Linked DNA regions of Mus musculus: all the other regions are linked to region 1. The links are chromatin loops, found by intact Hi-C in ENCODE. Cell type or tissue: heart. All regions are shown on one strand.

Region 1 (8,000 bases):
TGGTGTTCTCCACAGGCTGGGAGGAGGGAGTGGTGCTCCCCAGAGGCTGGGAGGAGGGAGTGGTGCTCTCCACTGGCTGGGAGCAGGGAGTGGTGCTCCACACAGACTGGGAGGAGAGGGGAGTAGAAAGCCCCCACGCAACACCATGAAAGAGCCCTGGCTTAGGATAAGATGCATGTGTTGGTGTGTCCCTACTACCCCTAAGGAAACAGAAAAGAAATTCCAAAGCCACCCTCAAGGTAAAGCAGGGTGAAATGGGGCGATCCAGCTCAGGGATGGAGACTGAGTTGACAGAGGGAGGGGCTGGTGGGTGTGAACACGTTTGTGTTTCATGACCTCAGCATCTCTTAAGTGCTTGTCTTCCTCACACAGGAGGCAGAGCAAGGAGGAAGAGGCCAGGGAGAGAGGGAGGGGGCACCAGCCTTATTCTTTAATGTATTGATTATTATGTCAAATACAATACGCCACAGCTCAGTGCTCACACGGAGGGCGGAGGACAGCTTTGGGGGCGGGGTTAATCCTCTCCTTCCACTTGTATGTGGGTTCCAGGGACCAAACTGAACCAACAGCTTGCTGGGCACAGGCTCCCAGATCCACCTCTGCGCTGAGTGAGAGGACAGGACCTTGCCTTTGGTGGGGACATCTTTGCCAGCAAGTGGGCTCCGCTTGTCCCCAAGCCTGACCACTGGACCTGTTCAATTCCTGAGGCCATGGTAAAAGGAGAAAATGGACTCTATGATTGTCCTCTGACCTGCATACATGCGCCAGGTCATGTTCGTGCTCTTATCCACAAGTCCCTCCAAATAAAACAAACAAACAACAACAAGACCCCCTCCCCCCACCCCACCCCGTGAAAAGCTGAGGGAGACAGTCTTGCTTTTCTGTTTCGATGATTTTAAAGTCGCGTGGCTTCTGTGGCCAAATCCGGGGGGGGGGTGGGGGGGTGGGGCTGGCAGCTAGGGACACACAGTTCCCTCGCTCTGGGTCTCCTGGTTCTCTGGGCTTTCCCTCTGACCAGGACCACATCGCTGCCTGGATTCAGGGCTGCCCTGTCCCCTCAGCCCCGCTGCTTGCATCCCCGCAGCCATCTGGCAGAGTAAGGCAGCCCGATCTTATCTCCTCCTTCGCTGGCAGGCCCAGCTCCACAAAAATAACTTTATCTGGAAATAAAATAAGGCAGCGAGTGTCCTGGCCGTCCTGTGCCCCGAGGGGGGTCTCACTCCTGAGACTGCGCCTGCGTCCTCTCCGGAATGGCCATGGAGTGGATGAAGTCACCGGTACTTGGGGGCTTTGGAACCTCCCGGGGCATTGGACGCTGAGACACCAGGTCCACTCATCTCTTTCTGTATTTGGATGGCGGATGGCTCTGGTCCCCGCACCCCACCCTTCCCGGGGCAGGAAAAGGGCATGCCCCTGTAGCGGCCCCGGCTGCATTTGCGTCACCCAGGAATGTTCTTTTTCTGGCTCGCGCTCTGGCATCGGCGGCGGCCGAGAGGCTCCAGGAAAATCGTAAACCGTGCTGAATGGCACCGTGGTAACAGTCGGTCCCCACGGAGCACGCTTGTGAGTTGTCTTATGTCAGGATGAACTTGGCCAGGACGCAGAGGCCACCAGCTGTGTGTGCACGTTAGCTTTCTGGTTGAGCAAATCTGGAACAAGTGTCCTCTCGGTCCTCCTCGGGAGGGTCATCTCGGGCCGCCCCTCTCAGAACTGCCCACGAGCCCAGCCAGAACCTTTCTTCCCAGGCTCACTGTGGGGGCTGGGTGCGTCACACACAGGAAACACTCGTGAACATGAATCCAGCCTCAGCTCTGCCACAGAAGAGCTGTGTGACCTTGCGTGACTCACTTCACCTCTCTCAGCTCCAGTCCCCGAGATTCAGCATTCCTGTCTGTAAAATGGGGGGATGGGGTGGGGTTAGCTGCTCCCTTTGTCTCCCTTTGTCAATCAACTATTTGAAGCAGTTTCAACTACAGACTGTCAGCGGAGGACACAATCCTCCTCAAGTCATCTCTCTGCCCCTCCCGAACACACCACCACATGTGAAGATGAGTCTTTAAACTGGCAGTTTGCCAAGGCTAGCCCCTGCTACATACTGACAGGTTCCTAATTGAATCTAGTATCCCCAGCAATGTCTATCAGTTGTCAATCACTTATCTTTTTAGCAGAAGTGGTGTGCCCCAGTTCACACCACTTCCCTGCTATGTGGGGCTACCTGTATTTATTAATATTAAATTAACTTTCCCCCTGGGCTAGGGATGTAGCTCAGTTGGCAGAGTTCTTGCTCAGAGTGCAGGAAGCCCCAAGGTTCACACTATTATCATATAAACTGGGTGTGGTGCCACACCTAGGAAACACCAGCACTCAACATGCAGAACCAGGAAGATTAGAAGTTCAAAGCCATTCTTGGATGAACAGGCATTCAAGGCCAGCCTGGGCTACATGAGACCATAGTCTGCCTCAAGAAACTCTTTAGTAAAAATGGTGCTCTTGGTATTCACAGAGAAAGTACACTGGCACCTGCCCATCTCTGCCCTCATTATCTCTCTCAGTGTTGTGGTGACAGGCAAGCCCAGCCATCCTTCTGTTCTTGAGCCCTGGCCATAGAGGAGTGCATGCCACAAGAGCCAGGGGTGCTGCTGCTTTCTTCCCCCTCCGTTCTTAGTTTTCTTTTTGAGTTGTGTGGTGTGTGTGTGAGGGTGTGTGGTGTATGTGTAGTGTGTGTGTGTGTGTGTGTACATGTGTATATTTGTGTGGAGGCCAGAAGAGGGTGTCAGGTGCCTTGAAGCTGGAGTTACTGGTGGCTGTGTGCTGCCTCACTGTGTGTGCTGGGAACTGAAACCTGGTCCTCTGCAAAGAGTAGCGCATGCTCTTAACCACTGAGCTATCTGGCCAGCTCTCACCTCTCTGAGTGGTGGTGGTGTGGGATTTCTTTCCATAGTTTCTATGTTAAATCTCGGGATCCTGTGGTTCCAAGATTCCCAGAGGTCTGAGGACTCCTTCCTGCCAGAACCAACCAAGGGATTTTTAAACACACATGACCTTCCCAGGCTGGTCCTGAGGGGCTCTCTGGGTCTGCAAAACACAAGGTTTTCTTGTGTCTCAGATGAAACCCAAGGGTTTGCTGACCTACCTGGAGCTCACCTTATGCAGAGATGGGGGCTCCTCTGCGCCCCCTGGTGGTGAGATGTGCATGCCTGTGGCTGCAGCTGTGGGCCTGAAGGGAAGGAACTTCCTGCTGAGGTCTGGGGCTGGTCAGGGTGTACCATCCACCCCAGAGTCAGGAGCAGCTGACCCTGCGGTTTACGGCCCTGTGCACCAGCTCTCTCTGTCTCATCTGTGTCCCGGAGGCATCTCATCTAGTATTATGACCGAGAAGCCTGTGCCTGGGGCAGGACCCCAGGAAGCGGCTTCTTGGAGAAAGAGCTTGAAGTCTCCACTGCCCAAGTCCCCCAACCTTGCCCCTGCTCAGAGGTTCTTGGCAGCACAGGGGTTTGTTCACACATGGCAAGTGGGGAGGGCCTGGTGGGGAGGGGGGAGCCTTAGGGCAGTTCTTGTGTGTCATACCCAGAGTGCAGAGGGAGGAGGTGTTCCTGGTGTGAGGTGTTCCTGGTGTGAGGTGACCTAGATCTGCCAGCTTGTCCAGGAATCACACTTTACCCCATGAAGGGTGGGAAGAGATCAGAGAATGACACAAGGAGAAAAGAAGAGTGAGAGACAACTGGGGAAGTTTAGTCACATTGGGTGCAGCATGTGCAAAGGTCCTGTGGCAGAAGGACCTCAAGTTTGCAGCTAAAGCAGAGGCTGCCAATATGGGGCCAGGACTGCAGGGATTGAGTCAATGGGGGGCTGGGGTGGCATCTGTGAGCCCTGTATCACTGAAGGAAGGTCAGGGTTTGGCATCGTCCAGTCTGTTTTACTTTCCTATGTGTAATGCCTACCCATGATTGAGAAAGAGTAAGTCCCTGCCCCACTCCCCGCTAAACCGACCAGTTTCCTTCCCGCTTCACCTCCTCCCCACAGTGCTATACCTCTATCAGTCTGGGTACCTTCCTGCCTGTTGGTTCCAGGAATTTTCCTCACTGGGCAGGTCGTGAATGAACACACTCTCATCTCCTCCCCATCCAGAAAGCCCCAGACTAGAGAGAGCATCCAGCAGCAGCCTAACAAGGGGGCATGCTGGAAACGGCACTTGCTGTATACGTAGGAGTGCCACTTTCCCAGGAGGCCAGAGAGGAAAGAGATACCCACGTGGCATTCAGTGTCTGCAGCTATGCTTGGCCAGGTGAAGAAGCTCAGGGCCTATGCTCTTTCCGGGCTGTCTTCAGAGGTGCTAGGCTCAGAGGTGGGTAGGTGGGTGAGTGGGTTGGTGATACATGAGTGGAGTGATAAGGGAAAGTATGTGTGTATGCATGCATGCATGCATGCATGAATGAATGGAGAGATGAGTGGGAGGGCCGAGGGGTAGACAGGTGAGTCCCATTCCAGGCACCATCCTGAGGTGGCAGTACATTGTGACTTCCATTGTGGCTGCCAGAGAGAAGTTTCCTGGCACTGAGCTGCTCCTCGTGAGGAGGGGAACAGTGTCCAGTGTCCCCTCACTTCTGACCCTGTGCTCTCCTAGGCTTGCTGGCAGGCTGGCATTCACTCACAGAGAGACCCCTAGGTTCCAGGGCCTCCAGGACTGCACTGTCAAGAGAAACAGCTCCAGAGTCTCTGGAACCTGGGAGAGAAGAGCGATGCCATGTGGCCATCGCAGCAGGGACAGCCAGAGTTGTGGGGATTCAGTAGGAAGAGAAAGAAATGCACTTCCCGCCTGCCAGGTGCTGCCTTACCCCTCCTGATTTGAGGGGAAGCTCCCCAAAGCCTGGGGTTGCCCCAACAGGGCCAGACCATTCACAAAGCTTGGAGCTTCTAACACCAGGGTACCCTGCAGTCTGGAGCAGCTGAGCCCACAGGAGGAGGAAGCACACAGGGGAGGTGAGAGAGGAGAAGGGAGAGCCAGCCAGAGATGTGTAGAGGCTTTGCTCAGACCAGAGGCTTATGGGAAGCTGAGAGTGTTTTTAAACCTCAGGTCTAGGGGATGCTTGCTGTGGTCCCCAAGGTCCTGCACATTGGAAGGGATAAACCTTTGTCTTGGGGACATCAGAGTCGGAAACATGACAGGAAAGGACATTCCCCAGGAGAGCGTCTATTCATGTCCATCGGAAACCACCACCGCCAGCCCAGAGTGTGAGGGATGGCAGGGTGGAGGCTCACGCTGGGAGTTCACTTAGTCATTCAGCAAATAGCTCGTGTCTCACACACTATACAGTGACTAGACAGACAACACAGACAGAAAGGCCAGCCTGCCCCATGCCCAGGAGAAAGTTTGTGGGGCTGGTGTGTTGCTCTGCCTTAGCTGGATGGTGGTAGCCTCTCTGAGCCGGTGACTTGGACATAGCACCTGAAGGTGGACATGGCCATGACAGGGGTCTCTGAGTCTCCGCCTTTCTGAACAGGTAGGATGGCTCTGTGACTGTGTACAGAGCAGTGGAGCCTTCGGGGACAAGGAGAGGCCAGAGTAAAGGAAAAAGACAGCTGCAGAAGAGGCCAGAAGGTAGCAAAAAGGTTCTCAACATCTGCCCAAACCTGGATGTGGACCTTCAGGCTCCTGGAGCCCTAAGGAACAAACTTGTGTTCTTTAAAAATCATCTCATCTCGTAAGAGCATCAGGCAGCAGAGTAAGAAAAATTAGTTTAAATATTTAAACATATTTAAATATATTTAAAGCATATTTAAATATTTCACTTGAAGATACCCATAAGTATGCTCATTTCTATTATTATTTTAATAGCGAGATCTTATGTCGTGTAATGATTTTATCCAACATATAAAATAACATAAACTTATATAAAAATAACAGATAATGGTGTTGTGTGCCCATCATCTTAGTACTTGGGAGATGGAAGCAGGACAGAGGTTCAAGGTCAGCCTAGTGAGTTCCAAATCACCCTGGACTACATGGACTCCTGTCTCAATAGATCATACACACACACACACACACACACACACACACAAACATAAACTTTTCAAGGATGACCAATTGAAGCCCCTTCCTGGGCGGTGTACAGGGTAGGGTTTGTGTTTCATTCCCATTGTGGCAGAAAGAGTCGCAGCCCCTACTGAGCTTCTTTCAGTGACTATGGGAAGTTAGAGATTCCCACCTCCACCCACCTCGCCGCAGCCAAGCCAGCCAAGTGTCTTTCTCAGGGATCCTGCGAGCTCTGTGGCTTATGGGTGTTCTTGCAAGCCCTGGGTACTGTCCCCCTGAGAGAAGATAGGACGCTTGGCTTTCAGTTTCCTTTCAGGGAGATGGCCATGCCCTTCCTGTTACCTCCAAGACCCCTTTGCTTTTTCCCATATCTCTGCCTGTTTCCAGATGCTGTACCCCAACATCTGGCAGAAGCTTCCTTTAGCCCCTGCCTGGCGGGTTTAGACCAGCAGTAATATTTTGGCCAGGGGGATGAGTACCTCTGTCAGGGCACAGGCCCAGAAACATGTGGATACCCTGGATGCTGGGCTAAGTGTCCACCAGGCTCTGATCAGTTTTCCAAGGGACACCACGTGTGTTGTGTAATCTGATCATGTCCTGGTTCAGTGTGAATGATAACTTTGTAGCCATTTGACTTCAAACAATGTTTCAACCCTCAGAGCCTGTGGTCCCATAAAGAGGTGAGCATCTAGAGAGAATGTGGGTATAGGTGAGGGGTAACACACACTTGTCACTTTAGCACTTGGGAAGTGGAGGCAGAAGGACCAGGAGTTTGAGGCCAGCCCCAGACACACAAAAGTGTCTCCAAACGAGGAAACAATAGCCACCCTATGCAGAGTCTGAGCATGGTTGTCAGTACTCTCACTAACGGCAACAGTGACCTTTGGGGGAGTTTCTTGCATGAATGCAAGGGCTGGATTCCTTTCCTAGCCACAGCCCCTTGGCACACAGTGGAAACCCAGCAAGGCAGCCTCCTGCCAAACTGCTTAGACAAACACACCCCTGGGGAAGAAGGCAGGCCCAGCTCAGGCGTCCTCCCTCCACTAGCTGTCCTGAGACCTTGTGCACAGACCCTTGTGGGGAGCTAGGGTAAGGCTCTCTAATGCTGTTTGCCCAGCTCTCTCTCTGCTGGTCTCTCCCCTCAAACACATACTCCCTGTAGGAAACCTACATACCCAGCCTGTTGTGGGGCAACCATAATCTCAGATGATAGAAGGAATCTAGTCAGAATGGCCTTCTACCCAAACACATGCAGAAGCTTGGGTCCCTGGGATGGTGATGTAGGGGGAAATTTAGGACTCTGTGGCCATCAGAGACCCACTAACTGGCCATGTGGCCCAGTGAGCTACAGGGTGGCTGGGCATGGGGAGGGTGGAGAGAGGCCTTGGGTTTTCTATGCCGACAGACCTATGACTCCCAGTGACATGTATGGCGTCATCCAAAAAAGTTGGGGTGACTTTAGTATACACACAGAGATGGAATTCAGCTGCCAATCACTTAACCTTTGAGAGAGGGAAATGATTCTGGAGCGTTTGGCACCCGTGGGTCCTCAGACATAGGCAGGGAGTTCAAGATAATAACCAGACATGGAGACTGACTTCGCTCACCGTGGCTGCAGGAGCCAGGGAGGTTTACAGGGCCCCAAGACACATTATTGATGCGCCCTCCCCTGTGGACCCCTGTCGACCTGGAGGAGGTACAGTGACTGACCCTGTGGAGCACAGCTAGAGTCCTCTTCCACACCTGCAGCTTCTCTGAGCGGCATGGACAGGAGGGATGTGGGATCCCGTAGGATTTGGCGGCAGTCACCCGGCCAGGGGAGGGTCGAGGAAGCCTTGAAGGAAACAGGGGCTGAGGGGGAATGCTTTCCACGGAGAGCAGAGGGCGGGGACCTAACAGAAAGCTACATTCCACTTCAGGGAAAAAGCTATAAAAATAGGGTCTCTGGAAATCCCTCCGTCCCACC
Region 2 (8,000 bases), 71 kb after region 1:
CTGCCAAAGCCCAGGAAGGAACAGTGGTGTCAGATTCAGGACCTGGAGAAGGCTCAAGAATGTCTTTCGATTTCTTAGCCCCGGACTGAGCAGGCGCTGCAATCACGCTGTAACTGAAGAATGACTGTGTGCACCAGGCCTGCAAGCCGATTCATCACCCTGGATTTCTGCAGGGACCGGGAAGGGCAGAGATGCCATGGGGAGAGGAGGGAAACCTCTTGGCTTTGTGTCCTGTGGCAGCTCTTTCCAAATCTTAAAACAAGTAAAAGCAGAGACAACTTTGAATAGGCACCCTCAAGAGGCCAGGTTCAGTGGGGACATGCTCCGTGGAAGCTTCCCAAATTCTCCCCATCGCAGGAAGCAGGAAGCAGCATATAGCCAGGATGTAGAACCTAAGCCCCACAAACTGCTGGGTAACTCCAAGAGGACATAGCTTGGATTCAGTGCTCTTCAGACAGGCCAAGAGCTCTGAGGTCAGACAGTGTGCTCCCAGCCTGGTAACCTATGCTGAGGCTCTAGGAGACAGCTATCTGGCAATAGAAACAGCCGCAACCTGAGCCGTCAAGGTCAGTATCACACACATACCCTGCCCCTAACAAGCTGTCATGATGCTTTTACCAGGCATCTATCCTCTAGCGGTTCTGGTCTCCATCCCTCGCCCTCTCTCCTAGCCCCACGGAGGGAAGGACCCATGGTGTGTAAGCTGATCAGTCACAGTTATTGTAGATAATGATGGCCAGAGAGATGGCTTAGTGGGTAAAGGGCTTGCCTCAAGGACCTGAATTCCATCCCCAGAGCCTACACAAAAAGCCTGGCATGGTGACAACATGGTGAGATGTACTTGTAATGCAGGAACGGCGAGGTGGAGGGAGACGACTCGTCTCCAGACTAGGGAGATGCCTGTCTTTAAAAAGGATGGTAGACTCCAGAGGATGACATGTGCATTTGACCTCTGACCTTCCTGCGCACATGCACACAGACATTACAACAACAGCAACACACACACACAGATAATCTAAAAGAATAAAACAGGCAACGTGTTGTCAAAACCACCCAATACTTCAGACCCAACCCCACAGACATTTGACGGTTGTCATCTCCAGCACAGGGTCTCACCATGAAGTCCTCCTGGCTGGCTTGGTACTTGCTGTGTAGTCCAGGCTAGCCTTGAGTTTGGGTGGGTTCTCCTGCCTCAGCTCCCCAAATGCTGATATTACAGTCATGTGCCACTGCACACCCAGTTTGGCCCCATGTATACTTTATCTAAAAATAGAAACCCTATAAATCAGCTGTGGACTCTAGCAAATGCCACACACAGGCAGGCTGGGGGTTCTGGTTTCTGCTGCTCACTCGGGAGAGTGCGCCCAGAATTACGGCTAATGATGGGCAGAAGGGAGGATGAGGGTCAGGTAGGTAATGAATGATAGGTACCTGAGAGCGGCTACACAGATCTTTTAATTTTAGCTAGTTAGTGAGTCTGTGAGTGAGTTGATTAGTTAGTTAATTAGTTAGTTAGTTAGTTAGTTAGTTAGTTAGTTACAAGGTTGTGCCATGGCACCCATGTGGAGTGGAGTTTACAGGGAAATTGGAAGATGAGATTGGATCCTGGTTTTGAACTCAGGACCTCAGACTTAGCAGCAAGCCCCTAAGCCGCCCTGTGCAACTCTTTAAACTTTCTGCATGGTTACGAATTTTCACTGAAAATATTCCAAAATGGAGAATGCAGATCCTTGATACATGCTCAAAAGCTACTCTGTCCACTCACCAGACGCCACAGCCTCGCAACAGATCCTTCACAGCAGCGACGTCCCCAGCTTCTCAGACTCCCTCCATTGGCTGCAGCCCGAGCATGCGCACTGCAGTGATGATGAGGCGGACTGAGGATCGCTTAGAGCTTGCCACTCGTCAGCTGCTCTCCTAAACGCTTAACGCACATTGACTCGGAAAACACCTCCATAATCTATAGGTCAGTGTACATGTCCTCGGCAGGGCGGTGATGGTGTTAGCCATTTTACAGATGACAACAGTGAGGTTCGGAGAGAGCTATGAGGTGCTTCGTCCAGTGGGCGGCGCACCCGTGCTCACTCATCTCGGGGGACTCAGAGGTCCTCGATCTGCAGCATCTTGGTGGCATGGTTCGGGTTTCCTCACCCAAATCCTGTGGCCCCAGCTTTTTCCTTCTCCTGGCTGCATTGCTTTCCGCATCCCACAACTCTCTCAGCCCATCCCCCACTAAACTCTCAATATTGGAGCCCAATCTGTGCTGAGTGATAACCTCGCGGGCCTCTAAGGGAAAGTACACCACCACCGGTTGAACCCTCGGAAAAAGGGGGGTGGGGGTCCATCGTATTCAGAATTTCTTCCGCGTGACTGTGAATGTTAAGCTAGATTCACGGGAGAACTCTCTAGGGTTCTCAGTGAGGGTGAACTGGAAGACAGCAGCCACTAAAATCTTACAGGGATGTATTCGAGAAAGAGACCAGAAGGAGAGAGGGAGGATGCTGGGTAAAAAAAGCTGTTTGGATCTTATTAGCCTCAGCTGCTATTGGAATATGTCCCCAAAGTCCTAGAAAGGGAAGATGCTAAAGGTGGACAGGCAGATGCCAGGCAGAATGTGCCTAAGTGTGTGTATTCCCATGTGTGTGCACACATACGCATGTACACGCTCAAGTGCATATGTGTGTGTGAATGTTCTCATATGTGTGTACATGCATGCATGTGTGCAAATGTTCTCATATTTATGTGTGTATGTGTGTTTGTACAAGTGTTCTCATATTTATGTGTGTGCATGTTTGTATATTCTCATATTTATGTGTATGCATGTGTGTGTGTGTATGTGCATGTGCATGTGTGCATCTGGATTTTTACTCACAGTATCTAGCAGAGAGTAAACACTAAAGACACACAATGTATAACCTCTGTATAGATTGCGCCAGGACCCTGTGATTAGTGGGGGCTCCTGGCACTTCCTGGGCACGGGAAGATCACGGAGTGGCAACCAGGCTGGCAGTTTCCCGACCCCATCGCTGTGCCTACTGTGTCATTTGCGGGTATTTACAGAGGCAGCAGCTCAGCTGCATCTTCTCTGACTTAACACATTTGCAGCAAAGGGTTGTAAACCTTCCAGTGAAACCTGCCCACGAGCTGCCTTCCTTGGAAGCCATCAGGCTCTTGGGACATTGAGGCAAATCCTCAGCCTGCCTTGTGAGGGGTGACAGTTGGCAAAGCTACAAAGAACCAGTCTGAGTTATTGGGGGGGGGGTGCTGCGCACGTGTGTACTGAGAGTGTGTGGGCGCGTGTTGTGTGTATGTGTGTTGAAATTACTAACTTCCCCAGGCTAACGTGATATGCAGAGCTGGCCTGCCCACCGCCGTGGGTGGTCCTCCTTGGGCCCTCTGGAGGGGGATCGGATGGAGCGGGACATGAGTTTAGCAACATTTCCAATGGGGTAATGACAGCAGTAATAATGGCTGTCCCGCTTGGGAAGAGGAAATCAAAAAAGCCTACACGGGACAAAAATAAACAAGCGCGTAACGTCGGCCCAGGAGGCTGGCCAGTTCTGAACTTGGAGGACATCAAAGCAGGATTGGTTATCGGGCATCCCAGGCTCCAGGCTCCACTGAGCCCTGGCTCTCACTTTTATCAGCCTTGTGGATGTGGCCAGAGTCTCACAGCTGCACAGCTGTGGCTGCCCCACAGAATCCTGTTTCTGGGGAGGCTCAGACTGCAGCAGATTGATGGAGAAAGACCTTAAGATGACCCAGAGTATCACGGGGACAACAGAAATACCTACATTTAGATTCTAAATTCTGAACCACAGAAAGCAGGCTGAGGTCAGAAAGCATCCAGGATGGAGCCTCGCCACTGAAAGGAGCATGCCTCCTCCAGCAGCTTGTCCTGGCAGGGGCTGGGTGACCCTGAGCCAGTGGCCTCCCCTCCTGCTCAGATGGGGTGAATTATACCCAGCGTTCAGGCAGCCCGTGTGTTGTGTGTGCCCAGCTTCTGCCATGCCCAGACATGGCATGGAGTTTCAGTAATAAGGTGTTGATGAAATCTGTCCCCCAGATGGGCCCAGAGAGTTGGCTCAGCCGTGGGAGTTACAGGCTGCATAGGAAATGGACATCCCTGGAAATCCTCATGCTAAGCAGAGTGAGCAGACTCAGGAAGGAGACATGATTTTTTTTTCTCACACACAAAATCTAGATCTGAATGTGCAGGACATGGGATTAGGAGGGCCATTCGAGGAGAGGAGAGAGGCAGGGGAGGGAAAGAAAGGCCAACACCTGAGCCTGGAGAGATGGCTCAGTGGTTAAGGACATTGCCACCTCTGCTGTTCCCACTATCCCCAGGGTGGCTTACAGCAGCCAGTAACTCCAGCTCCGAGGATGGGAGGGTCTGGTGCCCTCTTCTGGTTGTCTTGAGTACTGCACCCAGGTCACGCACAGCAGAACAAGTAGACAGTCTTGCAAGATCAGCAAATAATGCTTAATTCCTCTCATGTATTGTTTAAGATGGATGGGTGGGTGGACGAATGGATGGATGGTCAGATGCACAGACAGACAGACAGACAGATAGATATTGTAGGGTAAGGAGACTTGGGGAGAAGAAAGAGTAAGAGAGGGTTGGGGTGACTGGCATCCATGTATAGAAATGTTATAACAAATTAACTCTTTTGTATACTAGAAAAATTAACAAATGTTTCAGCAAGGCAGGACGATGTAGCATGGGACTGAGGTTTGTTGCTGTGGTGACGGGCTGTTTTGATTGTGACTGTTGTTGGTACAGAAGTCTACACATGTCATAAGTGGTTAAAAAAAAACCCGCAGATGTTGGGGGCTGTTTGTGTGCTGTCTCAAGGTTAATTAAGTACTATCATGTAAAACTCGGGTTTGAGGCCATCATGGAAAGTGATGGGCACATCACATCCCTCAGTTCCTTCTCACAGCCATAGATACATGAAAGGAAGACCGACCAACAGGACTCCACCCCACTGGGCTCAGGTCCTGATGGGATCTAAGGGAGGGCATTTCCAGGGAGATTTAACTGAGTGAGCAACAGTCACTCCCACTGTGGGTGGCACCATTCCCTAGGCTGGGATGCTGGACTGAATAAAAAAAAAAAAAAAAAGGAGGAAGTGAGCTGAGCGCCAGCGATCATCTCTCTGCTTCCTGACTGTGAATGCCACGTGACTAGCCACCTTATGCTCCTGACACCATGCCCACAGCATCATGATGGACTGTACCCTTGACCTGCAAGCCAATTAAACCCTTCCTTCCTTAAATGTTTTTGTCGGGCTTTGGTCACAGCAACAAGAAAGTATAACACAGGTGCCATTAGCCCGCTTCACAGATGAGGAAACTGAGGCTACCCAGAAATCAAGGGACGAGTCCAAGATAACACAGTCAGCAAGTAGCACCCCAAGGTCTCAGAATGCAGACTAGTCCATTCCAAAGAAAGCCAGAATCCCACAGTGAACATCCGTATGGGAGCGGGGTGAGGCAGGTAGGTGTCTTGGATACAATGGTGGATGTGAACTTCCTGCGCCCTCTCTCCACACACTGGTGTCAGGGCTCTTTGACCAAAGGCACAGGCTCTTGACCTCCTCCCTTTGAGCTAGCTGCCAACCTGGTGGGATTTCTCCGTCCAGGCTCAGCTGTGCGGGGTGCACAGACAAGCCTCTGGTGCACCCGCTCCACCGCAGACTAGCTGTGCAGGTCTGGGCCTCCCAGGGAACCCGATGCAGCTGGCAGGGGTCCTCATATCCAGGGGCGAGGGATTGAGTCTCAGCTTCCCACCCCGGCTGTTTCCCAGACCCCTAATGACACAGTCTACTGACACCTGGACGGTGAAATCCGAGTGACTCGTGAGCACGTGAGGAACCAGCCTGGGAGCCCTGCAGTGGTGGCTCACTCCTTTAATCCCAGCACTTGGGAGGCAGAGGCAGGCAGATTTCAGAGTTCTAGGCCAGCCTGGTCTACAGAGTGAGTTACAGGACAGCCAGGGCTACACAGAGAAACCCTGTCTCGAAGAAAACAAAAAAACAAAAAAGGAACCAGCCTCGCCATCTTGTGTCACCTTCACCTGCCCCGAGCCTTGGGTTTGCATCTGTAAACTAGGGAGAGCCGCTGGGAGGACTGACAGTTGAATACCATCAACGCGCCTGCGCACCACAGGCCTGTCCACTCCCTGCTCCATCACTGGATAATACTGCGCTCATCACTGTCTTCGTGAAGGGAAGGATTCAATGGAGAGTCAGGAAGACGTGGGCGCCTTAAGCAGAAGCTTAGGCAGCAAAGCAGAGACTGGAGCAGGCTGACCAGAGGGCGGAAGCAGCCAGGGGGTCCTGCCTGTGGATCTTCATAAATATTTATGAGGTGTTTGGCATATTAATACGATGACCCTCCCTCTCTCTCCATCTTTCTCCATCTTCCTCTTCCTCCCCGAAATCGTGGTGGATGGGGTTTCCATTGTAGGGTTTTTCTTCGCGAGATCCTCTAAGGAAGCCCACAGAGGAGAGAGGGAGGTCAGAGCCACAGTGAGGACGCAGCTGTCTTGTCAATCCCTCCACGTGCAGTGACTGGGACAGTGCGTGGGGCCGTTTCTGACAGAGAAACTACCTTTCTGCAGCTTTGATAACAGCTGTCTACAAAGTGGCTTTTTAACCATCCTGGGACGCTGTGGCGTCCTTGGCTTGCTGCCTGAGCAGGAGACACAGTTGCTTAGGTTGGTTGCAATCCCTCTGCCTCCTCACAGATGCCTCCCTGTCCACCTTCCGGAGACCATGCACCACTATATGCAGAGCCCCTGCGTCGTGCCCGGAAGCGGACGTGACCTGAGAAGAGCAGGCTCTGAGTTCATTTGCATCCTGGCTTCGTGCTGGCGCAGCCAGGGCTTCCTTTGAGCAGCAGGAACTGGAAGAGCCTTAAACTTGTTTCACGTCGATTGAGTGATTGATTGCTGGATATGTGGTGTACTTGCAGGAGGGACAGGACAGCTAACAGGGAATCGTTTCTCTCCTTCCACCACGTGGGTACTGGGGATAGAACTCAGATCCCTCAGAGTCTGGCAGCAAGCACCTTTACCTGCTGAGCCATCTCACTGGCCCATTCTGCTCTTTCTATGTCCTTTTCTGAGAACATGGTTTAAAACGACACATGTACGTCTTGATGTATGCCCTTAAGGGGCAGCCCCGCCAAGTCCATACAATAGCTCACACCTCCTGCGGGGCTGGGGCACTGGCCTCCTTGTCCCCTTTGATCTCACAGCAGCCTGGTAAGCTGACACACTGTCACTGAAATTGCCTGCTAGGAGCTAGACAGGCAGCGCCCATGGCTGCAGCTCTCTGGGAACCAGGCAGCCAGGACCAGACCTCTGGCTGGGTCAGGAGAGTCCTGTGGTCGTTGTCCTCAGAGCCATCTGCCTGGACTCCCCACCCAGGCTCCCTGCATTCCAGCCCAGGCTGCCAAGCTTTGAAGTGTGACAGCTCTGGAGCCATCCAGGAGCCTGGACTCCAGGGGCCATCTGGCTCTGATCCCATAAGCCCCAGGGAGCTAGCAGGACAGATGGGGAGGGGGACAGCGTCCCTTACTGTTCACAGGCTCTTCCCAACCTTAGTCTTCCTGGTACCCTTTCCTTTGGCCCTGATTTTTCTGAAACTCCACCCTGAAGCCCTCTCTGCCTTTCAGCCCCTAACCCTGGCCCCTCTCTCTCTATTGCCCAAAAAGTGCAGGACCCAGGGAGGGGCTACCATTCTGCTCTGGCCAGCTCCGTCCCCATTAGGGTGACTGTTGACAGGAACATGTCACACAGGAAGATGGATGCTTGCTTTGTCCCATAAGTCCTGAGACCTCAGAGCCAGAGGTGGCCCTGAAAGGCCTTTTCTCGGTAAATTACACCGTTTATTTAGCCCTTGAAAGGTTGTATACACAGCCTGCCTGTCCCCATGAGGTGGCCACAGCCACTCCCTCCTGGACAGCCTGGGATGCGGGTGGGGCAGCCC
Region 3 (8,000 bases), 140 kb after region 1:
CTATCTCTCGCTGAGGCCATGCTGACACTCAGGAGTGATGGATGGTGAGGCGGACGACCACCCCACCCACCGGGTGAGTAGCGGGGGGGGGGGGGGGGAGCCTCCAGCACCTTGCCTACTGATCTTCAGGGCTGGCTGTCTTTGGGGTGAAAAGCAAGAACTCCTAGTTTCACACTGGGGCTTTGTGCACTTCCACTCACAGCTGTGCCACACACACACACACACACATACACACACACGCATGTCCACATGTATGCACAAGTTCATACACAAGCGGGTACACCACACACATGCACACATTCACATATTCACACATGTATGCGTGCAAGGCAATGTATATATGCATACGCTGGCACACATAGGTGTGTGTACAGGCACATAAACATATACCTGCATGTACACATGCAAACACATCCATAGGCACATAAACGGATACGTGCACACATGCACACACAAATACATCGCTTTCTGAGTCTGCAGCCTTCTGTTTCATTCTGCCTTTGAGAGGCTCTCTCTGTTGTCTAGGCTAGCCCTGAGGCCTGAGGCCTGAGGCCCTGCAACTCTCCTATATTAGCTACTGAGCAGCTGGCAGCTGGCCCCTTGAGTATATATATACCGTTGTACCCTGCTGAGCCAGTCAACTTTTAGCCTTACTTGGAAGTCAGTAAGCCTAGGTCCCAGGGCATTGTCCCCAATCACACAGCAGACACTAACCTACAACTAAAGCTGCAAGTTCCTATCAAGTCAGGCTTAAACGCCAAGGGGCCAAGGCACCACCAATGGGGCTCTTTTGGAAGATGCCCACTGACTGGTACCCATCGGGCAGGGAGACTCAGCTTGCCTTGCTCTCCTTTAAGTGTGAAAAGACATGGGTTAACCCAAGCCTGGGAAAAGCTGCCCAAGGGACCAGTGGTTTCTCTGCTCCAGTGGCAGACAGGGACAGCGGGGTGACTGTGATGGCTCAGCCAACACTTCACCTGCAAGCTGTAAACTTCCTGTGAAGTAAGACAGAGCTGGCTTCAGAGGCCCACGTTATGAAGTAAGAACAGAGGGTCACATGGCCAGCAGGATAAACATGGACCATCTTGGCTCCAGAGACGCCCATTTATCCTCACCACCCCTCAGACACGTGAATGCCTGGCTCAAGCTCACTGCTCACCCTCCACCCTCTCTGGGGAAATGACGGTGCCGGATAGAGCCGATGGGACCCGGAGTCCGGATGCCCACCGTCCAGGGCTGTTTATGTTTGAGCCCGTGTTGGAAGAAAAATGTGAGAATATTTTTCCAGAACATGGTGGCTGGGTAAGGTCGCTGGGTACCAGGGAGGCAGAAGACAATAGGGCAGGAGGGGTGGACTCGGACGGAAGGATAGGGCTGGGTACAGCTGCCAGGAGCCAGAGAGGGACAGGCTCACCCTTCCCTCTGCTGCAAAAGGACCTGGCTTCTTGCCCCACCTGAGACCCTCTGTGTGACACTCAGACATTGTCCTGACTGTGTGAACCAAGCTTAGGCTTTTTAGAAGGCCGGTAAGCCAGGCCTGATGAAGGCCTCTCACACCTGCCACTCAAGTGAGGTTACCTGGGCTGTAGACTGAGTTCTGGGCCAGCCTGGGCTACAGAGAGAAAACAGAACAGAGGATGAAGCTCGGTTGAGGAGCGCTTACCTAGTATGCTGGGCTGGCTTGTTTTAAATCAACTTGACACAAGCTAAGTTCATCTGGGAAGAAAGAGCCTCAATTAAGAAAATAACGCCATAAGATTAGGCTGTGGGCAAGTCTGTAGGGCATTTCTTAATTAGTGATTGATAGGGAAGAGCCCAGCCCATTGTGGGAGATGCCATCCCTGGGCTGGTAGTCCTGGGTTCTATAAGAAAGCAGGCTGAGCAAGCCAGGGGAAGCAAGCCAGTAACATCCCTCCATGGCCTCTGCATCAGCTCCTGCCTCTCTCCCTCTCCCTCTCCCTCTCCCTCTCCCTCTCCCTCTCCCTCTCCCTCTCCCTCTCCCTCTCCCTCTCCCTCTCCCTCTCCCTCTCCCTCTCCCTCTCCCTCTCCCTCTCCCTCTCTCTCTCTCTCTCACACACACACACACACACACACACACACACACACGCCAGACCTATCTCTGACAGTCGTTTCTAGAAGCCTACCTTTCATTTCCCTCTGTCCTGCTTTCCCACCCCCAGGACAGCGAGCTTCTCCAAAGAGGAGCTTTGAACTCAGGCTGTGTCAGCCTCTCTGGTGAAATTTCTGTATGAGACACCAACCTCTGGGCAACCAGGAGCCAGGTGGTGTGTGGCTTCAGAGCCGCAACAACACAAGAATGCCGTGGTGACTGTTCTTGGTTGTCAACCTGACTACATCTGGAATTAGCTAAAGCCCAAGTGACTGGGCACACCTGTGGAGGGATGTTCCATAATTATGTCATTTAATGTGGGAAGGCTCATCCTTAACCCAGGTATTTTGAGGTGGGAAGACCCCCTTTGATGTGGGCCACACCTTCTAGTGAACGCCCACACAGAGGACATGGAAGAAGGAGGCTTTTGCTCTTGGCTTGCTTGTCCCCATGCTTGCTGGCAAGTGCATTCCTTCACAGGCATTAAAGCCTGCTTCTCTGGGATTCCGGTGTATGCTGAAGACCAAGTTACATGTTCAGCTTTGTAGACTAACAACTAAATATACATAGGTCTCTGTGTGTGTCTGTCTGTGTCTGAGTGTGTGTGTGTCTGTATGTCTGTGTGTGTCTGTGTGTATGTCTGTGTTTTTTGTGTGTCTGTATCTGTGTGTCTATGTTTGTGTGTGCCTCTGTGTGTGTGTGTGTGTGTGTGTGTGTGTGTGTTGTGTATGTCTGACTCTGTTCCTCTAGAAAACCCCAACTAATCCAGACTTTCAGACTATGCGTATGTGTCTGTATGTCTGTGTGTGTCTGTGTCTGTGTGTGTGTCTGTGTTTATGTGTGTCTGTGTGTCTATGTGTGTGATTCTGTGTGTGTGTGTGTGTATGTGACTCTGTTCCTCTAGAGAACCCAGACTAATCCAGAATTTCAGACTATATTGTCTGCGTTTATTTTATTTATTTCTGTGAGACGGCCTTTCACACTATAACCTAGAACTGACTACCTAGCCTAGGCTACCCTTGAACTTTCAGCAATCCTCCTGCCGCTGCCTGCCTTCTGAGTGAGTACTGAGAAGCAGGCATAGCCAACATATCAGGCTTTTAATGACATGTCTTAATAGCAGGCAAGTACCCAAGATGTCAGCACAGAGAAAAAAGCAGCTTGAAGTCTCCAAGAGCCAAGGGACAAGCTTGTGCCTCCTGACCAGGATGCTCGTCTGCATTGGGGAAGATGAGATTCTCATCTTGTTTTCCAGGAGTCTCAGACTCTCAGGGCCACGCAACTGTAGATCCATGGTTCTTCCCTACTTCACCTGGGTTTCCCACCTACAAATTAGACGTAATCGTGTTTCCCTCTGGCAGCGGGGAGACGAATCGGAAGATGCTGAAGATGCCACATGAGTTAGGGCTCGCGTGGGCTATGCAGCCTACCGTCCCAGTAGCACAGGTCTTCCTGCTTCTGAAGACCTGGGGAGCCATAGGATGCTCCAGCGTCTGCTGTACCTCTGCCTGACCGGCAGGGGGAGCTCCTTCCACCCAGCGCCCCAAGGAGGGAGGGCAAGCCGAGCCATCTCAGCCTCACACCTGGCTGGGAAAGGAAGCTTTGTCATTGCCCTTGCTTAACGCTGGGGTGTAGCTGACCAGGTTGGCTCCTGTTGGTAATCTCAGCACGCTGGGGAGTGAGGCAGGAGGATTACCATGAGTTTAAAGTCAGGTGTTGCTGAAAAGCAAGGCTTTATCTCAGACCAGGGAGGGGTGGAGGGCGGTAGGGAAGGCTAACACCTAAGAGAGAGTTAGAAAGGATTCGGGCTGTCAAGGTCACACTCCTCTGAGTATCATCGTCCCTGTACTACAGATGGCAACGTTGAGGCTCAGGGAGGTCAAGGGACTGTCCCTAAATGGGGCCACCACCACATTCCGGGAAGTGATCCACGGATGGACGTTTGTGCTCTCTGCGCTCTGGCGCATGGACTATAGTTACCTTGTCAGTGTGCTGTTATGTTGGGGACAGGGACATGCCCACTTGTCTTCAGGTGTCCCCTGGAAAGCAGCCTCTGCAGCCAGGCAGGAAGGAGACCTGAGGAATGTGGCTTCTATGTGGGGGAGGGGAGCAACTTTCTCCTCACCAGCAGTCTCTGGGGATTAAGATGGCTGGAGGAGGCTCTCTGGAGAAAGCAGTGCTGGAGACCTCCCCTCCTCCTTACTCCCAGGCTTCTGGAGCCTGCTTCCAGCCCCCAGAAGCAGAAGGGACCTCACAGGATGCAAGCATCAGCAGAGACACTCCTGTATGCTGATGTGCCTGCTATCTTTCTCTCCTGGCCCACTTCACTCAGCCACAGTGCCTAACACCAACACAGAGAAGTGGGTGCACACACACACACACACACACACACACACACACACACACACACCAGCCATGTCCCTGGTGCAGAGGCCAGAGGCCAGCATGTGGCTGCTCTCTGGGTAACCAGCCATGGTCGCATACACATGTGATGCCAACCAACACTCTAGAGAATGAGGCCAGAGAGTCTCAAATAGAGTTCTAGGCCAGCCTGGGCTACAAACTGAGACCCTGTCTCAAAACATCAATAAATAGGAGGTAAATAAATCCCCCCAAGAGAGTCAGGGCTCAGATTCACAAAGGCAAGATGCTCGCTGCCTTGAACACCTGCCTGCCTTCCCAACCCCACCCCAGCATGTCTCCCACACACTCCAGATGGGTTCTGCGATCTGTGAGATTTGACTTCCAAAAAGACACTGGCAACCGGGGTGCCCTGTGCCCTCCTGGCTCTACCCACTTTCTCCACCGCTGGGCCTGCTCACTCTGCCTTCACCTGTCTAAGGACAGAAGAGCAACACCATTAGGGTTGAAGAGATGAAGCAAGCGCTCAGAGCCGGCCGTGACCACGGATATCCCTATCTTCCTTTGTATTAACGTTGAGGTTTTTCTACTACATATAAAAATAAGTTAGCCTGGCAGTGGTGGCGCACACCTTTAATCCCAGCACTCAGGAGGCAGAGGCAGGCGGATTTCAGAGTTCGAGGCCAGCTTGGTCTACAGAGTGAATTCCAGGACAGTCAGGGCTACACAGAGAAACCCTGACTCGAAAAACAAAACAAACAAAAAGAGAGAGGCTTCAGGAAGATTGTGGTCACCCCTGGAGGCTATTCAGCCCCACCCCACCCCCCACCCCCACCCCCCACCCCCGCATCCCCACAGCCCCAACACAAGAGCCGCAAGATGAGAATTTCAAAGTTGCTTGAACTTGATCTTGACCCATTATCTTTGTACTCAGAGAGTTTGGTCTGAACACAGTTAACCTCCATCTGGAGGAGACTGTGTAGACAGGAGCAGATGATACCCACACCGTGGTGCAGAGAGTGAGTCCATCCCTGTTGTCCCCAAACAAAGCCAAGCATGAGGCAGGGCTCACCCACTGCCAGGACACGGAGGCATGCAGGATCCCAACTACTATGTTGGCATTATACCACAAGGTGCCCTAAGATAGCCTACCTGGGCTACAGACAACACGGACACCATGATGAGTTTCCAAGCATGATGAACAGAACCAGGCACAGGGACTCTGAAGAGTAACAGAGGAAGGGAGGACTCGAATGGAGAGGGTGGCACTGCCAAGTAGTTCCTCTCAAAACAGGCAGCTGGGAGGTCTACCCAGGGTACCTGCCCAGGTGGTGGTGTGGGGCACTCATCTGCTGGTGCCCACATGTCACGGGGAAGAAGTTCCCTGGCCACAGTTGCACTCAGTCTCTTTTGCTACAACCTGGGGCAGGCAAAGCACATGCTGTTTGCAGGGGATGTCTCAGGCAGATGTGGGGAAGCATCGAACACCAAGGATATGCAGGATGTCCCGGCAATGGGTCCCGGGTGGGTCTTCCTATGAAAACTCCACCCTTTAATTGTGTATGTCCCAAGGCATGACCTGGCTGCTTCTCTTTGCCCTTCCCTGCAATATCCATTATAACAAGAGCAGGCCATTTTCCTAAAGCTCACCTAGGATTCAGTAAAGAATTGAGAACCTCCTTTGCAACTCTTCCCTTGGAGAAGAAACCATGCAGGTAGCAGACAGAGCAGCCAAATAGGCCTAGCGTCCAGCAGCCACCTCCAGGCCTCTGGTGACACCTGTGCCCTGTCAAGTCTCACATCCTTGGTGTCTATCAGCAGCTCAAAGTCATACCAGCCTCTGCCATAGATAAAGTCGCCCAACAGGTTTGTGGCCAGATAGATCTGAGTCCTTGGTGATCGGGACCAGGCTGACCTCAGAATGGACTCTGCCCTTCTCATTCTGGTATGTCCCCTTGTCTGTGTGTGGCCCACTACAAGAACTCAGATCTCTGCGGAGATGACTCGTCCCCTCTCCTTCTCCTCCTCCTCCTCCTCCTCACCTTGGGACACCCAGGTCTCAGCTCTTGACCTCTGCTGATGGCCAAGCCATCCAAATGTCAACAGCCCACCCACACCTCCTGCCTCTCACTGCATAGCACACACAATCACAGCCTAAGAGGTAAGAAAGGCTGGTGTCCTCTTTCTGTTCACACCCTCCGTCTGCTCTGCCTTCTCCCCACCACAATTGCTCCCTAGAAAGAAAGCTCTCCCACCATCTGTCATCACACAAAGGGCACTGTGGCAGCTGAACAAAGGGAAATCTGGGTCTTTATGAACAACCAAGAGGCCAAGTTTAGAGACACAATTCCTTGGGAGGCAGAGGCAGGAAGATTGCAATTTTGACACCTGCCTGGCCTATGGAGTCAGTTCAAGTTCAGCCTGGACCGTTTAGCAAGGGCAGACTGGAGCTGCGCTGCACCACACTCATTTGCAACCTTGTCTATACAACCAGGGAGCAGACAGTCCCGGGATAGAGCATCCCCAAAAGTACTGAAGAGATGGGCTGAGTCAGGCCCCCCCAAATCTGACCCTTGGGATGGGATCTAGGGAGACCCTCCTCCTGATAGTGACACCCAGCATCTGCCCCCCCTCGAAGGAGACGGAGACCAGCTCACCCAGCCTCTGCCCTTCAAACACAAAAGGGCATGCCCAGTGTTACAGGCGAGTTTGTCAGCAGAGCCAAATTTAACTGCCCTGACCTCCCAGCCATTGCTTGGGCCCGGGCCTGTGTGCTGCTGTAACCACTTCCTCTCTACTGAGCAGGAAATGAAGGGAAGGACGGTCCTCCCTGCCTGTGCTCTGTGACCCTTCCCAGGTCTCCTGAGCAAGGTTAGAACCACGACCATCTTGCTGTTCCTTCCTGGCAGGGTGCTCAAAGTGGAGACTTGCTCTTGTTCAGCCTCTCGCCTCTCTGAGCTTCTTTTTCACAACACTTTAAAGATGAAAGACCTCACAGGGAGCAGAGGCTACAGCCGCCTCCCCAGGTGTTTGGAGGTATCTTGAAGGGCGGAAGAGGTGTCTTAGTGGTTAGAGCACCGGCTGCTCTTCCAGGGGACTTGGGTTCAAGTCACATCATCTCATAGAGGCCCATGAGCATCTGTAATTCCAGTATCAGGGGATCTGATGCCCCTTTCTGTCCTCCAAGTGTACTAGGCACACTCGCAGTGCTCAGACATACATGGAGGTAAAATTTAACAATAACCTCCTTGAGATTACTCGCTGGGCCATGCTGCCCCCTTTAAGGTGATTTGATATTGATGAGTCACGTGTTGCAAAGAAATAACCAAGTTTTTATTTGTGGGTGTGACTTCTAATAACAACTTTTAAAACATACTTATTTTTATATGTATGTTTCTATGTGTGTGGATGCCGCACATGGGTGTAGTACCCACAGAGGCCAGAAGAGGGCGTTGGATCTCTGGGAATTGAAATTACTAATGATTGTGAACTGCTTGAAGTGGGTGCCGGGAACCAAACACTGGTTCTT

What was found. Peaks named below come from ENCODE experiments on the same cell type or tissue, not always from the same donor. Only the 100,000 strongest peaks of a DNase experiment are listed, where the experiment ranks them.
Region 2: a loop joins it to region 1, with 1.9 times the contacts of the local background. A loop is called at or near these places in 2 of 42 quality-filtered maps.
Region 3: it touches region 1 in a loop (2.0-fold over the local background); 3 of 42 quality-filtered maps call a loop at or near these places.

What each region holds. Positions count from the first base shown.
Region 1 is chr8:120,965,733-120,973,732 of GRCm38, reverse strand. No RefSeq gene overlaps it. Among named protein-coding and RNA genes, the nearest start is that of Gm33471, 53 kb to the right of the region's middle. In heart, a CTCF peak has its summit at 3,183 (motif pointing left); DNase peaks (open chromatin) are centred at 1,442 and 3,242; H3K4me3 peaks cover 1,324 bases; H3K27ac peaks cover 1,681 bases; H3K27me3 peaks cover 4,844 bases.
Region 2 is chr8:120,894,627-120,902,626 of GRCm38, reverse strand. No RefSeq gene overlaps it. Among named protein-coding and RNA genes, the nearest start is that of Gm33471, 18 kb to the left of the region's middle. In heart, a CTCF peak has its summit at 4,420 (motif pointing left); a DNase peak (open chromatin) is centred at 4,386; H3K4me3 peaks cover 890 bases; H3K27ac peaks cover 2,910 bases; H3K27me3 peaks cover 6,711 bases.
Region 3 is chr8:120,824,112-120,832,111 of GRCm38, reverse strand. No RefSeq gene overlaps it. Among named protein-coding and RNA genes, the nearest start is that of Gm39267, 40 kb to the left of the region's middle. In heart, CTCF peaks have their summits at 3,618 (motif pointing right) and 7,913 (motif pointing right); no DNase peak of the experiment used is centred here; H3K4me3 peaks cover 244 bases; H3K27ac peaks cover 1,985 bases; H3K27me3 peaks cover 6,489 bases.